2 separate regions of the Homo sapiens genome follow, and region 1 is linked to region 2. A link is a loop called in an ENCODE intact Hi-C map of the cell type or tissue named here. Cell type or tissue: PC-3. All regions are shown on one strand. Each heading gives the region's core, and the rest is flanking DNA. Links, peaks and the distances in the headings are about the cores only. Region 1 overlaps TRABD2B (TraB domain containing 2B). Region 2 overlaps TRABD2B (TraB domain containing 2B).

Evidence for each region. Hi-C counts contacts between places; a loop is a spot of excess contacts. Peaks named below come from ENCODE experiments on the same cell type or tissue, not always from the same donor. Only the 100,000 strongest peaks of a DNase experiment are listed, where the experiment ranks them.
Region 1: it touches region 2 in a loop (13-fold over the local background); 3 of 110 quality-filtered maps call a loop at or near these places.

The regions. Positions count from the first base shown.
Region 1 is chr1:47,938,836-47,947,168 of GRCh38, forward strand. All of the region lies in intron 2 of TRABD2B (TraB domain containing 2B), which reads right to left. Among named protein-coding and RNA genes, the nearest start is that of TRABD2B, 54 kb to the right of the region's middle. In PC-3, for the core only: no CTCF peak of the experiment used is centred there; a DNase peak (open chromatin) is centred at 3,246; H3K27ac peaks cover 1,029 bases.
Region 2 is chr1:47,867,392-47,875,724 of GRCh38, forward strand. The region is part of intron 2 of TRABD2B (TraB domain containing 2B); the gene reads right to left. Among named protein-coding and RNA genes, the nearest start is that of TRABD2B, 130 kb to the right of the region's middle. In PC-3, for the core only: no CTCF peak of the experiment used is centred there; DNase peaks (open chromatin) are centred at 3,280 and 4,570; H3K27ac peaks cover 5,255 bases.

The sequences.
Region 1 (8,333 bases), core at 35-8,034, 71 kb after region 2:
CAGGGATTTGAGATAGTTTCTTGGCAGGAGGAGGATAAGAGGTTGACTTTAATGGGTTCTGAATCTCATACACAGAAAAGTAAGAGTGTGTGCATGAGACAGACAGAGACAGAGACAGAGACAGAGAGGGGCAGACTGACAGAGGGGTGTGAATTAGGAGGAAGAAACAGCTTAGGGAAAGATGAGTGGCATGCAGGAAAGAGCTTTCCAGGCTAGGGTGCCTGGGATAACGGTGATGAGGAAGAGAACGAGGATCACGGAGACCACATGGTGAGGAGCCTTGAATTCCTAATGCCAACCCCCCCACCCCCAGGATTCTGTAATTATCATTAATTAGTAAGTTCCACTTTCGATTAGGGTATGCAGGCAGAAGATGGGATTGAAAGCACAGGCAGAGAGTTTTGAAAGTTTTTGAGGTCAAAATCCAATAAAAGCCAACATGACAATGAAGAGAAGACATTCAATGAGCAGGCTGGTGCACACAGACCAGGATACCAGGATGGATGTTGTGATTTAAGTTAGAGAAGTTCTACTTTTAAATGTTATCATTAAATGATAAGAAGATTTTAAATGATAGTAGTAGTAATACTAAGAATAAAATAAGGTAGCAGTGAAGAACACTGATGAGAGCTTACAGTTATGCAGGATTGCCATTTGCCAGGTGCCATGTTCTCTGTTCTGTCTGAGTTCTCTTTTAGTCCTCTCAACAGCCCTATGAGACAGGGACACTGTAATCCCCTGGACAGAAAAATTACGGGAGCTTGAAGAGGTGGAGTTACTTGTCCTAATTCACCCAGCTCATGAGAAGCTGGGCTGGGAGTCTAACTCTGATACTAACCACAAGACTATTTCAGTGTCACTGTTACAGACAGGAAAACTGAAGCCTCCAGAGGACAAGTGACTTACTCAAGGTCACACAAGGAGTCCTCCTTTCCAAGTCCTTCATTCAAACATAAACTCAGAGCTTCCTAGGAACCAGGCTCTGTCTAGCTCAGGCCTCTGGTAACTTCTGGACTATTCCATAGCCTCCTTACTGGCCTTCCTGCCTCTAGCCTCTCCTTTCTAGTCCACCTCCCTCCCACACTGAATCCAGAGTGGTCCTTCTGAGATCCAAGCAAACCTTGCAGAGCTCCCAATGCCCCAGGAAACACTCTATCATGGAAGGCCCTTCACGATCTGGCTCCAACCGAATTTCCTAGCCTTCCGTTCCCCACCATCCCTGATGCACCCTTTATTAAGCTTCTCCCTGGCCCTGATCACCATGTGGTTTCCCACAGGGACTCTTGCTTACACCGTCTGCTCCTGTTTACAGTGCCCTTAGACCCCTTCTCTGTCCTATCCGTAAACTCTGACTCTTCAAGATGCAGCCTTGCTGAACCTCCCCTGGCTCCCAGGTAGAATGGATAATGCTTCCAGCACCCAGCACCCTGCAGAATTCTTGTGCAGCAGGATCACTCTCCTTGCTTCACAGGTAGCTGAGTAGTTACCTGTCTCCACCATCAGACTGTGAGCATCTCAAAAACAAGTCACTGTGTCCGACGATGGCGATGATGGAATTTGTTGGGGTGTACTATGGACAGGGACTATTATTATATAATACTTGAGAAAACTGAGGCGCAGAGACAGAGGAATGGCCCAAGTCCACACGCTCTAGGAAGAATCAAGCTGGAGCTGGTGCAGAAGTCACATGCCTGCCTGCTGTGTCACTACTGCTTCCTGGAGAGCTCTAGATGTGGCAGATGTGACTACACGTTCCCTCCCATGAACTGAAGATCAGTGGCTGCAGGGCCAGGACCCCACAGGCTTCCTGAGCCCCGCTACAGTGCTCTGTCCCCATCTGCCAGGGGGGCTTGCTGGACAGGACCTTGCCATCCAGCTTCGACCTGAGTCATCTCCTAAAGTCCAATAAAACCCAGGGACAGAGGCAGGATGCAGGAATAAAAATAAGCTTCAGCCAGAGAGAAATAAAGGCAGCAGTGTGGGGGAATCTCGAGAGCATGGCAGTCCAGGAATCCGGAGGGGAAAATGCCCATAATGGCGTATTTTCCAGCAGTGAAAAACATTAAGACCCACTTTAGAAATGTAGTTCTCACCACAGCTATTCCTGGACTCCAGCCCAGAAGAGCAGTAGGGCCATATGAATGACACTCTCCACCCACACTTACCCACTCCCGACTGGCTGGCTGTCTCTGTCCCAAAACATCTTGTGCTTCTTCCGTGCAGCCTTCCCAGACTTACCCCTCCTCCTTTCTCTCTGTGGCCAGAGGATGCCAGAGAAGAGCAGCACCTCTGAGACTCTCACCCTGGCCACTCCTCATCCTAACCAAGGAGAGGAGAGGGGACCTATTCAAGGTCCCAGAACCTCAGTGGTAGAGCCAAGATGAACACCAAGTTCCTTAGAGTAGAAGTCCCCAAGCTTCCGCTAGCCACACTGTGTCTCATTACCCTCCCCCGCCACCAGACCCCATCCTGATAAGCACACACGTGCATGTACACACACCCATGCACACACATACACATCTATGTGTACACATGAATATACACACAAACACACTTGTATGCACACACTCGCAGACATACATGTACACACATATACACATACTTGCACACACAAACACATAGATGTGTGCCCACTTACCCACAAAAATGCACCTGGTTCAAGAAAAAGTGAACTACATTGAGAACTGGGAAACCTGACTTCCAATTTACCTGGACACTGCCTAGCTATGTGAACCTGGCTAAGTCATTTCACAGTCTCAGTTCTCCATGTATAAACCAGGCTAGTAATCACCTTGCCTACCTCTCCAGGCTGTCTGTTACAAGGTTGAAAGGAGAGGTGTGAGAAGGTACTGATGAGCTACGCTCACTTGCCTCTGTCTCCTTGGAAGCTGATGGCTTGGAAGCTCAGAGGCCCAGCCACTTGGGTTTGAGTCCCTTCTCTGCCACATACTATCTGTGTGACCCTGGGCAAGTAAGTTCACCTCTCTGTGCTTCAGTTTCCTCATCTGCAAAAAAGGAATAATTATAGAACTTAGCCACCAGGTTTTAGTGTGAGGATTCAATGAATTAACACTTGTGAAGTTCTTGGAACAATGCCTGGGCTATTATAAGTGCCAATAAATGTTAGTCAATGGAATACCATTGTCAAATTAATACTTATTAACTTAGCTTTGCCTGGTGCAACACAGGAGTTCAGTAAATGTTTGTCTAATGAATGACTAAACACTATTGGAAGAGGAGGGTGATGCAATCAGATTTACTCACACCTGGTACTGGGAGTAAATCTGACTGCATTATGGTCTCTCTGAATTAGGTTCTGCCTTCCTCTTCCTTCTTTTGTTCTCAGACTCCCTGGTTCACCAGGGACACCAAGAGTCCCCAGTACCCCATTCAGGATGTCACGTTCTCTACCTATGGGTGAGCAAAAGCCTCCTGCCCTCTTTGGAAAATAAGCATGGCAGTTCCTAGGCTCATTGGCCCAGAGCATTTAAGCACTTAAGAGCAGAGCAGGGCCAGAGCTGGAAGTGGTTGGAACGGGGTGAAGGGGACGATCAGGGGAGGCAGTGGCTCCATAGCTGCAGTGTTTATACATTTGCAGTGTCCTGCTCCAGCAATCAGCAAGCACTACTCCAGACCAAGTAGGGTTCAGGCACTCTGCTGTTCCTCTGCATGACTCAAAGGAGATGTGGCTGCTGCTATGATGACACTCTCAGGACATCCCTCACCACCCACCTACTGCCCTCCTGATCAGAAGAAATCTCCCAGATCCCGAGGCTTGGATCAAAATAATGATGACTACTGCAACAACAATAATGTTAATGACAATAATTTTGCACATTTACCAGGTTCCAGGCAGGCATTACTTTAAACTCTTTATGCATATTAATTTATTTGATGCTTGTAACAACCTAGGAGGCAGATACTATTATTACACTTATTTTACAGTTGAAGTAACGGAAGCAGAGGAGGCTTAGGAACTTGCTCTACACAGGAAGACTGGTAGGGGCCTGAGCTGGGATTTGAATGAGGCTGGCAATGTGAGAGCTCATGCTTCTTACTTGCTATACCCAAGCATTTACTGATTCGTCATTTCTAAGTATTTTAGTTGTTACTGGATTTTTCTTTTCTATTTTGAAAGCCTAAACCCAAACGTACTTGAATCCAAAAGAAGAGCACAGGCTTTGAAGTCAGGGAACAGTGGGTTCAAAGTCCAATCATTTGGTTATTCTGAGCCTTTAGAAAAGTTTCTTCCTCTCTCTGAGCCTTGGTTCCCCAATTTAAAAAAATGGGGATAACACTGGTTACTCCAGAACGGGGTTCTGAAGATTCAACGAGGACACGCACACGCAATCCCCACTCAAGGACATGGCACATGACTAGTGTTTAATCCATGTTAGGGTCCTTCCATTTTTGGCACGAAATTTCACATGTGTGTGAAAGATGCCAATGTTCCCCCACAGGTAAACTGTAAAATGTAATTAATATCAAGTTATAAAGTGATTATTGAGCTTCTACGTCCCATTATTACAAGTCAATATTGTGCACTTTCAGCCTTCATGGAGAAAGGAGGTTGAAAAAAGCACAAATAATCTCAAACAAAAAACAAATGCAAGCTCATTTCATTGGTTCTACACCCTAATGCAAGACCTTAGTTCCACAAAGATCACAGAAATCAGAGTCCAATTCTTCATTACAGATGGGGAAACAGAGGTCCTTAGAAGGACAGGGTCATATATTCAGCTACTGGAAGAGACACCCCCACTCACGCTAGAACTTATTCTCCTGACTCCAGCCTGGTGTGCTGGCACCACAAGAGGAATGCACATTTGCAACCTCTGCCTCAAAAAAGCAAAACAAAAACACAATGTAGAAAATTTCACTGTCTCTCTCTTTTCCAACTATACGTGAGATGCATCCAGAAAACACACACACACACACACACACACACACACACACACACACACAGAACACAATGGAAAGAAACATCAGCTGCAATTTATGAGATATGCCTTCAAATAGAATTTACTGGAACTCAACCATGAGCATTTACCACACACCTACTGCCTGCCAGGCCCCATGCTTGTTGCTTTACACACATTATGTCTTCTAATCAATGCTGACAATAGTCATCTGAGATTCAGCCAGACACTCAACTAATCATTTCTGCAACCTAATATATGCTATGCACTGTCATGAGCAATAACCAGGGCCAGGGGCCATCAAGGGAGGCTTCCCAGACCTGAGGCTTGGCAAAGCCTTAAAGGAGGAAGCTACCTGGGGAATAAAGGATGATGCTGCAGGACACGGGAGTGCATGAGCCCAGGAATGGAGGGGCCACAGAACATGAAATTCTCAGGGGTGTGGAGAGAGGGAGCAGGGGGAATGGCAGAAGAGTTGGATCCAGCTAGGTCCTATGAAAAGAGAGCAACCTTGGCACTGAGCTGTGAATGGTGGGAACTCTGGATGGTGGTTCTCAAGAAATATTTGTTGAATGAATAAATAAATGTATGAATTCAGAGCCAGTGGAGAATGAAGTAAAGACCAATGGGAAAAAAGAAATAACCATTAGGAAGTGTCTCAGGGAACAGAAGCCAAGACAGAGTCAGAGGTGCAAGCAACTCACTGGGAGTAATGCTTACGAAAGGCAAAGGACAGAAGAAGCACAAGTAGGCAAGGAAAAAGTTGACTGTAGTGCAGGCCAGACATGGTGAAAAGAGCAGGTGGAGGAAGGAAGAAGGATCAGGTAGGAAGTGCTGCAGACTGAAGCCCCTCTACACATTTCTCAGCCTGCCCAACAAGAAGCTCCGGTGCAAAAATTGTCCATACAGGAGTTTGGGCAGAAATGGTCAGGCTTGACTGTTAGCTGGAAGTCTGCCACTTCTCTCTACTCCCTGGCAGCAGACTCTTCCCGAAGGCAGATGTAAGCAGCTCACGGACATGGCTACCACAGTAGAAGATGTGATAAGCAGGCTGATTCCAGAACACCAAGGAGGAAATAGCCAGCTCTGTCCTGGGCAAACTTCCCGGGAGGGAACATCTCAGAGGAGATTTGGAGGTTGAGAACAAACACTCATTAGATAGAAAAAAGGGGGCTACAATTCTTGGAGTAGAAAATGAACCCCCAAAGGCACTGATGCGGGGACAAGTCTGAAATGTGCTGCAGGACATGTAGTTCAGTGATTCTGGAGCTTAGGAAGGGCTGGGGAAGTTGGGGGTGGGTGGGGAACAGATCTCCAAGGGCTGTGTATGCCACGGGACTGATTCAGACTTCACGGCCCAGGCAATGGGGAGCTCTGAAAGAAGGAGTTGTGTGTGCATTTCTGTTTTAGATCTCTGTAGCAGCACTTGGAGATAGTGAAAGGGCAGGAAGGCAGGGAAGCAATGTTGCCATGTTCCAGGGAGACGATGAGCCCCCAGGCACATCTTGGATTGGACATGGATGTAGCCGTAGCTCTGAGCTCTGAAACTAGTCTAAGGGAAAGAGGCTTCAGGAAGGATTTTACCAGGTCCAACAAACATTTGCATGCTTTCTGCCTGTGTTACAGACCTTAAAGCTTTACTAGCCTGCTCTCAGAGCTTTCATGGTTTTCATTATTAAAAAATAATTTACATATAATAAATGCACCTTTTTTTGGTGTATGGTTCTGTGAGTTTTGATGAACATGTACAGTCATGTAACCACCCAAATTGAGATATAAAACAGTTCCAACACTCCAAAGAATTCGTGTCCCTCTGTAGTAAACCCTCCCTCCTCCTCAGTCCCTGACAATCACTGATGTTTTCTGTCTCTATAGTTTTTCCTTTTCCAGAATGTCATATAAATGAATCATTTTTCGGTCTGACTTCTTTTCATTCAGCACCATGCATTTGAGATTCATCAATGTTGGGCCTGTATCAGTAGTTTTTTTCCTTTTGTTGCTGAGCAGTATTTCATTATTTGGATACACCACAGTGTGTTGTATTGTCTCCCCAGTTTAGGGATATTTGGGTTGTTTAAATTTGGGGTAGCTACAAAGAAAGCCACTATAAACATTTCTGTGTGAACAGAGGTTTTGATTTCACTTGGTTAAATACCTGCAAGTGGGATTTCTGGATGTGGTAAGTGTATGTTTAATGTTATAAAAACTGCAAAACTGATTTCCAGAGTGGTTGTACCATTTTGCATTCCCAGCCACAATGTACAAGATTTGTAATAGCTCCTTAATCTCATCAACCCTTGCTATTATCGGTTTTAATTGTAGCCACTGGATTAACTGTACTGTAGTACTCCACTGTACTTTTACTTTGCATTTTTCTAATGACTAAACATGTTAAGCATCTTTTATTATGGTACTTACTTGCCATTCATATATCTTCTTTTGAGAAGTGTTCAAATCTTTTGCTTATTTAAAAAATTGTATTTGTTTTCTTATCATTTAGTTTTGAGCATTCTTTATATATTCTAAAGACAAGTTCTTTATCAGATATGTAATTTGCTTTGTCTCTGATCTTAGGGGAAAGTATTTTATTTTCACCATTATATATGATATTGCTTGTAGGTTTTTTGTAAATGTTCTTTATCAGATAAAGTTCTCTTCTAGTCCTAGTTTACTGAGAGTTTTTATCATGAGCAATATTGAATTTTGTCAAAGGCCTTTTCTGCATCTAATGAGATGATCATATGGGTTTTTCTTCTTTAGTCTACTGATTTAAGAAATTACATTGATTGATTTTTGAACATTAAACCAGCCTTGTATTCCCAGGATAATTCCTGGGTCATATTGTATTATCCTTTTTATATTTTGCTGGATTTGAATGACTAATAATTTTGTTGAGAGTTTTTGCATCAATTTAATGACACAAGGGGTTTTGGTCTATAGTTCTCTTATAATTTCTTGGCCTTGTTTTGGTATCAGGATAGTCCTGGCCTTATAAAGCTGGGAAGTGAGTTAGGAAGTGTTCCCTCCTCTACCCTCTCAAAATTTTATATTTTGTCCTTTCACTATTCTTTGTAGTCTTTTTCATCTGTGTTACTAGTTTTGCTAATTCAGTTTGCTTCAGAGACTCAATTGTGCTACACACAATAGCTCAAGGTGATGAAAAAAGACAAGTAAGACTAGGTTTTTTTTTTTTCCATATGGAGGTAAAGAGAAATAATAATAATAGGTACCTACCCTTTATTGAGCTCCTGGTCTTTTCCATGCATTTTACTCATATGAACACCAAACCTTTGTTGCAACCCTGTTATGCCAGCTTTAAGCATTTTAAGGATGAGAAAGTTTAGGCTTAGAAGAGGGAAGTAGCCTGTCTAAAGTCACATTATTCTCAAAAGCAAGAGCTGTGGTTTGAAGCCT
Region 2 (8,333 bases), core at 83-8,082:
GTTAGCCAGCTTGTCTGAGCTTCAGAAGGGGCTGCTAGGAGGATTAAATACGATAATGTTTGCAAAGTACTTAGCATTACATGCGCTGGCTTCCTTCCATTTTTCTGGAAGGAAGGTGAGAAGGACAGAGGGAGTGAAGAAAGAAAATGGTGATCCCTTCCAAGGACAGGCAAACATGCCCAATGGACATCAGAAGTGTAAAATTGTGTTTTTGCAGCTCCAGAGTAACTTTCTTGTGACATTTGGGGTTTTAATGGATTCCAGAAACCTGAAAGTTTCTCTGCAGTCAGAACAGGATGTTTAACTTTCGTCCTTTATGAGAAAAAAAAATGATGCACTCACTAATCTCTTCATTCACTGGAAATACGTGGGAAACAATGAGAAATGGGCTCAAAAAAGCAAACATGAAATGTGCTATTTTAAAATACTAGCAACCAACAGAGTGTTGCAAAATGTGGCTGGAATCAATAACAAAACTTTTGGAGATGAATCATTGAAATCGATGCTTTATCAGGGGTAAAATGCTTGGGAAGCTCCAATTTTGGAGGCCTGAAATGGAGTTTGGACTTCCTTTATTACCTCGAGGGCAGGAAGAGGAGATCCATTTGTTTGAAAGGGGTAGGAGGTGAACCTGATTGCTGAAAAAACACCGTCTCCTTGTTTGTTTCTCTTGAATTCCTACCTAATGTGAAATGAGGAAAAGGGAACTATTTTACAGAAAACCTCAATGTGGAGCAACTCAGAAGTCCCAAAGCACCATTCGCATTTGGTGTCTAGAGGGACAGGATCATTCTTCAATTTAAAATGACATGAATTCCTGAACTACATGCTTTATGAAGCCAAGGCCTGTGCTGACTTTGGATATCACTATTCCCAGAGCCTAATCTAGCATCTGACATATGGCTGGTAAACACTTTTCAGTGAAGAAAGAAAGGACAGAAGGAAGACAGCAAAGGAGGAAGGAAGGACAGAAGGAAGAGAGAATGAGGTCATGGTTGGGACTCTGTAGACTCTAAAGCGGGGTCCCCAATCCTGGGTCATGGACTGGTACATGTCCATGGCCTGCGAGGAACTGGGCCACACAGCAGGAGGTGAGCAGTGGGCAAGTGAGCGAGCATTACCGCCTGAGCTTCGCCTCCTGTCCTATCAGCAGTCTCATTAGATTCTCATAGGAGCAGGAACCCTATTGTGAACTGCACATGTGAGGGATCTAGGCTGCATGCTCCTTAGGAGAATCTAATGCCTGATGATCTGAGGTGAAACAATTTCATCACTAAACCATCCCCTCCACCCTCCTCACCCTAGACTGTGGAAAAATTATCTTCCACCAAACTGGTCCCTGGTGCCAAAAAGGTTGGGAACCACTGCTCTAAAGCACGGTCCAGACTAGGGGGACATCACTCTACTCAAGCGCAATCTGCCTAGAAACATAAAGGAATTTTGAACTGTAGACTTCATCTTCCCCAGCTGGGCAAGTGTCCACAGTCATTTTTGTAAAAACTGAGATATTCATTTGTTGGTAAACTGGAGACTCTTCATCCCAACAGTCCCTTCTTGGGTCCTCACTCTGGACTCTGCCCATGAGCATCACGCAGCAGTTAGAGAAAGGTTTGATGCCTCTGGGAAGATTCCCCTAATTGGTCCCCTTCTTCTTTCCTCCCTCCCTCCTTCCCCCAAATGAATTATGCTCATCCTCTACCTGTGCTTCCCCCATAAGAATTCCATGTCATGGAATTGTCTCTTGAAGTATTCATTTCTCCCACCTTGAGGGTAGGAACTGTCTTACACATATTCCATTCATACACATACATGTATACATATATACAAAACCATTCATATTAGGTTGGTTCTCAATAAAATTTTACTAAATAAATGGACAGACATTGCTGATTAGCAGGAAAAAGAAAAGGAAAAGTCTCAAGACTTGTTGAACCTAAGACAAATAAAAATATTTTCTGATTTCCAGCAATAGGTCTGCAATGTGCTGGAAAGTAAACTCATTGTAACCACCAAATCAGTCAGCAACAACAGGTGTGATCACCGATTTAAGCAAACATGCGCCACGGTGGTCCGCAAAAGAAGATGATGCTGTGATGGCATGTGTCCTCTCCAAAGGGCACCCTGTTTTCCATTCTGGATATCTGCAGTCTCCCAGGTTCAGAGATTCAGCATGGGGAGGTAAGGACTGGTTCGCCAAGTCTTGGGGCTGTGGAGTTGACCAGTTCTTGGCCAGGGTTACTTCTTCTTCATCAAGGGAGAGGGCAGAGAGAAGGCAGGAAAAGAAGGCTTGAAGAACCTATTTCTGAGGCTCAATGGCCATCAGATAGCGCTCAAAATCGCATTGCCTTTGAGCACAGGAGAGCTGAATCAGAAACACATGGCACATTCCCTCCCAATCACATGCGGTTTGGGAAATCAAGGCAAATCAAAAGCAAAGAACATTTGGAAGCCACGGAGGCAGCTGGGGCTGGGTCCCAGCAGTTGTGCTATGGAAGGGGTATGAGGGTGGTGGAGGGGGAGATTCTCTGCAGACCTAACCCATCAGACCAACAAGAAAGTGGGAGCCCCTGGGTATCAGTCAGGATCCAATCAGGGAACCACACAGTAATTTGAGCACACCTAGCGTCCCAAGAGCTGGACTGAAGATCCCCATTTCTTACCTTGAATAATGATTGCCTTTGCCTACCTGGCAAGGAAACCTGCAGCTAAAGATTTAAAATTTCACCAATCAATATGTTATCTGGTATTTCTTGTACTCCCATCCCACCTGTAACTGCAAGGGAGAAGCAGGCCTTCATCTCAGAGTGGAAGTAGAGATGGGGGTTAGGGAGGGGAGCCTGGAGATCAGTGGATAGATCACTCCCCATTAGAGATGCAGACCTGAACCCAGCTCTGATGACGATAAACAACACTGTATGATGATGTTCTTGCATTACACAGAGAAAACTGATGGGAATTCTGTGTTGCTGGTAGCTGCAGAACAGTTTACACCTATGAAGCACTTCCACAACTAGCTGGAGGCTCACAGCCTTACCTCATCTTCCTCAATTTCCTACACCCCTTCCCCCTAGCCTCAATCAGAATGAATCCCTCTCCCAGGCACCCACCTATGTCTGTCTGTGTCTTTATGATGGCACTTGTCACCATGCATCAGGATTACTCATGCGCACGTCCCCTCCTGTTTTCCAGCACACACGGAAGGAAGGAAACATGCATTGCCCACATCACCTGCCTCAGGCCTTGTGCTTGTGTTAGTGACACAAAAATGAATCAGTTGTACTTCCTAACCTCAAATGGCTCAGGGTCTAGTGTGGGACACAGACATGGGAGGAGGTACATCACAAGCCAGCATGACCTACGTTAAATGGGAACAAAGTGCAGCAGGAAGCCTGACTGGGATGTGATGCACTCTTAAACTTAGTGTGTCAGGGAGGATGGGTCAGTTTGAGCTGAATCTTGAAGGACAATGGGATTGTCTAGGCAGATCAGACCAGGAAGGGCATTTAGGCAGGGAGAACAGCATATGAAGAATGTGGAGGCACTGAATTTTATAAAGCATCAGGACTGCAGGGAGACATTCCTTTGGGTTAGAGCATACAGCATAAAAATAATCATAATCAGGGTAATAATGATAGCTACACCTACATCTTTTCTTGTTTTCTATATGCCAGACTATTCTAAGTGCTTTACATGTGTTGACTCTTCTTAATCTTCACAAACAAGCCTATGAGGTAGATAATATTATTCCCATTTTACAGTTAAGGAAACTGAGGCACAGTCACTTGCCCAAGTAGTAAGGGGCTGAGAGTTATGAGAGTTACAGGGTGGAAGCTAGAGAGGTGGGCAGGAGCAGGAGAATGTGCTTGGGTGAACTGCAAAGGACCCAGGAAACCCCAGCATACGCCGTCAGTGTGGCCCCTCCCAGATCCTCCCCTGCCCTCAATCCCTGCAGTAACCAGAACCAGACCTGGATTAGGGTTTGAAATCTGACAGGAGGCAAGTTGGCTCAGAGCCAGCAAGGAAATTCATTCACTTTCAAAAACAAACCAGCCCCCACAGCCACCCCGCCACACGTACACACTGCATGCCTACTGAACAGAATGACTTGGAGCCCTGAATGAACCGCCCTGAATGGCCGCCCAGGGAGTGGAACCATTTTCATCCTCTGTGGGCTGGTTCCTGCAAGGCTCATACCTGCCGCTCACACACTCAGAGCCAGAGATGGTCGGGACAGGTGGGAAGATGTGTTGGAGGGAGCTAACCCTGCCCACTTCACAGGTAGGGAAAGCGAAGCCCTGAGAAGGCAGTGGTTCCCAGTGAGCTGGTTAGAGGCAGAGCCTGCTTAAGGATCCTGGTGCTCTGACCTCCATTCCAGTGCTCTGTCTTTTCATCGCTCATCCATTTCCTCCTGGCCCCCCCAGGAAGTGACTAGCTCTCTACACCAGCAACATGGGGATCTTGGTACAAACAATGGCCAAATGGCCTCTGCAGTGATCAGGGACTTCTCCAAGGAAGGAGAAGGACCAAGGGGGCCAACAGGTGCCTGTGCGTCAGTGCACTGGTGCACTCCCAAGGGATATCTGGGATATGAGTCATCTTGCATCTGCTCTGGGGAACAAGAGTCTATTAATGAGCCATTGAACTCTGGGCTCCTGCAAGGCAGGGCAGTTCCATGTTCAGGATGGACCAGGTGTGTGATGTGTCGGTCTGATGCACCTTGGGAGGACAGCAGCATGCAGGGTCATGGCAGCACTAGTCCCATCCTCTCTGGGGACCCTATGTCTGTGGGCTCAGGCCTGTTTTGCATCTACAGTCTAATTCACTCCAGTCCCTCTGGACCTGTGTCTGGCCTCCCAGGATAACATTCCACTCCCTTTCTGGGTCATGGCTCAGGCTTGCAAGTCTGGCTGTTGTGGTTTCAGATGACCTTGAGCAGGCTGCTTGTATTCCTTAACCTCATAGACCTCACTGGCTGCCACTCTCCCTGCCACCTCCGGGAGACTGAAAAGAATTAATGAATGGAGGAATGGATGGATGGATGAAGAGGTAAATGCCAGGCCCCACAAGGAACAGGGGCAGCAACAGAGCTAGCAGCCTGGGGTCCCAACTCCCAGCCCAAGTATTGCCTTTACCTCTCTGGCTTCAACTCCCCATGTGCATGTGGGGAGGCAGCTGAGCAGAAGTGGGTGGGCAGCTGGTATAGATGGTGAGAGAATGAAGATGGAGTGAGGGAGAAGTAAGGCCAAGGAAGAGTCAGAGAAGGACTGAGATGTCTACTAAGAAGCTGTCCCATGAGAACAATCCTTATACGTTATTTACCTTATCTTGGGGAGAATCTGGCTCCCTGGAGGGATAGGGAGTCCCTTGAGAAGACTGGGTTGGTGGGGAAGGTCCAGGGAGTGGGGGGAAGGCTGGGAGTTTGACCTGGGCATGGCTGCTACCTGTGGGGCCCTCAGGGCTCCTGTGCCTGACAGACAATGATGTCTCCTATCTTTGTCCTTTGGGGCTGCTATAATGAAATACTATAGACTGAGAAATTTATAAACAATAGGATTTATTTCTCACTGTTCTGGAGGCTGGGAAGTTTAGATCAAAGTGCCGGCAGATTCAGTGCCTGGTGGGGCCCACTTCCTGCAATCATAGATGGTGCCTTCTTGCCATGTCCTCACTGGTGGAAGGGGCTAGCTAGCTCTAGGGGGTAGCTTTAATCCGATCATTAATCATTAACAAAATTAATCATTAACAGCATTAATCCTATCGTGAGGGCAGAGCCCTCATGACCTAATTGCCTCCCAAAGGCCCCACCCTAATACCATCACCTTGAAGGTCAAGATTTCAACATGTGAATTTTGGGGGGATAGAAACATCTGGACCATAGCACCTCCCATGCTTAGAGCCCAGAACCTGAGTGAGGGATGAAGCTGGTGTGTGGCTCACCCAAGTACCAGTAAGGGAGCTTTTCCAAAGTGTCCACAATGTTGATGTCAGGTAGTCTTTATTTGCCTCTCTTTACCAAATTTATGGGGTGGATATATCCATTTCTGGCTCACTGTCTAAAGAGCTCCAAACATACACTCTTTACAAGCAAAAGTCAGCAGGGGCAGCAGACAGCATGTGGCTGGGGCGAGGGCGTGTGCTACACAGAGCAAGCTCACAGGACCAGGACAACGAGGGAAGCAGGGTGTTGGCTGCATCATCTTCCAGATGTGTCTACACCAGCAGATTTTCCTGTCTAGACCATGCGACTGATTTTCCACTCCCAGTGGAGAAGGTCTGAACACGTGTCAAGCCATGCACGGTCTTGGTGGCCCTGTGAAGCCTGAGAGAGGACCACACCAAGAATCTATTGTGTGCCAGGCCCTGGGGACTAGAACATTGTCCAGCACATTATTTTACTATGTCAGAATCTGCATGAATTAATACAAAGGACTAAACACCAAGAGTCGGTTTGGGAGTCATTCTGACACTATATAAAGTAGGTGTTTGCTTTTTTTCTCTCCTTTTAAGACAAAACACTGGCTTTCTGTGTAAGAACATGGGTTATGAGAGGACACAGATGCTAGGAGAAAAATGTGTGACTGGAGAACTTGCTGTCACTTGCCTCAAAGCTAACCATGGCCAGACTGTGACCCTGTCTTAGAGAAAGAAGACTACCTGTCTAGCAGAGGTCAGGATAGAGTGAGTAGCTTGTAAAAATGGAAACTTGCAAAGAGAGCCCCATCTCTAGTGCAAGGGGTAAGTGGGTGAATTCCTGATGGGCAAAGTGGCCTAATGAGTGAGCAACTTGGGAACTTAGAGATAAAAGAATTCAATTCTGTTCCCTAACTCCCAGACTATTTTATTTTTAAATTGATTAATTAATTTTTTTTTTTTTTTTTTTTTTTTGAGACGGAGTCTCGCTCTGTCGCCCAGGCCGGACTGCGGACTGCGGACTGCAGTGGCGCAATCTCGGCTCACTGCAAGCTCCGCTTCCCGGGTTCACGCCATTCTCCTGCCTCAGCCTCCCGAGTAGCTGGGACTACAGGCGCCCGCCACCGCGCCCGGCTAATTTTTTGTATTTTTAGTAGAGACGGGGTTTCACCTTGTTAGCCAGGATGGTCTCGATCTCCTGACCTCATGATCCACCCGCCTCGGCCTCCCAAAGTGCTGGGATTACAGGCGTGAGCCACCGCGCCCGGCCTTTTTTTTTTTTTTAAGAGACAAGGTCTCCCTGTTGCTCAGGCTGGAGTGCAGTAGCAGGATTATAGCTCACTGAAGCTTTGAACTCTTGGGCTCAAGGGATCCTCCCACCTCAGCCTCCTGAGTAGTTGGGACGACCGACATGCACCACCAGGCCTGGCTAATATATATATATATATACACGCACACACACACACATATACACATATATTTTTAAGAGACGGATTGGTCTCCAATTCCTGGTCTCAGGTGGTCTCCCTGCCACAGCCTCCCAAGTGCTGGGATTACAGGAGTGAGCCACTGTGCCCAGCCTGCACTCTCATTTTAGACAGGAAAAAACTGAGGTCTTGAAACAAGAAGTGGTTATTCTTGTCTCCTCACTCACTGCTTCTGAACCCAGGAGCTCCTCAACTCAGTCTGTCCTCACACACTTGCTCATAGTGACTTCAAGATCCTGGTGGGGTTTTGGCGAAGGATGTAGCGCTTTCACCCAGGACTCTATATGGGTGACAAAATCAGTGCTGTAAGGCTCATGGGCTCAGACTGAGAGGTTTGGAATATGTCTCTAGGGCAGGCTAAGCCTTAGGTGTTAAAAGGAGATCAGCCCCTCCCAGATAGGAAACAGTCTGTTCCAAGTTGTTAAAAGCATGTTAGCACTCCATGGAGACTTCTTCCTGAGTACAGTGGAAGACTGAAAATTTCCTACCACAATAGGAGCTGAGAGTGTTCTTTAGTATTCACGCACAGCACGCGGCAACACTAGATATGCTGCCCTTAAAGCTAAAAAGTCCTAGATTTCAATAAGCTTTCTCTTAAGCTAAGAAGGACAAAGTGGGCTGGGCGTGGTGGCTCATGCCTGTAATTCCAACACTTTGGGAGGCAGAGGCAGGAGCACCGCTTTACCCCAGGAGTTCAAGACCAGCCTGGGCAATATGGCAAAACCCTGTCTCTACAAAACATATAAAAATCAGCTGGGTGTGGTGGTGCATGTCTGTGGTCCCAGCTACTCAGAAGGCTGAGGTGGGGGCATCACTTAAGCCCAGGAGATGGAGGTTGCAGTGAACCATGATCGTGCTACTGCACAACAGAGTGAAACCCTGTCTCAAAAAAAAAAAAAAAAAAAAAAAAAAGAAGAAGGAAAGGAAGAAAGAAAG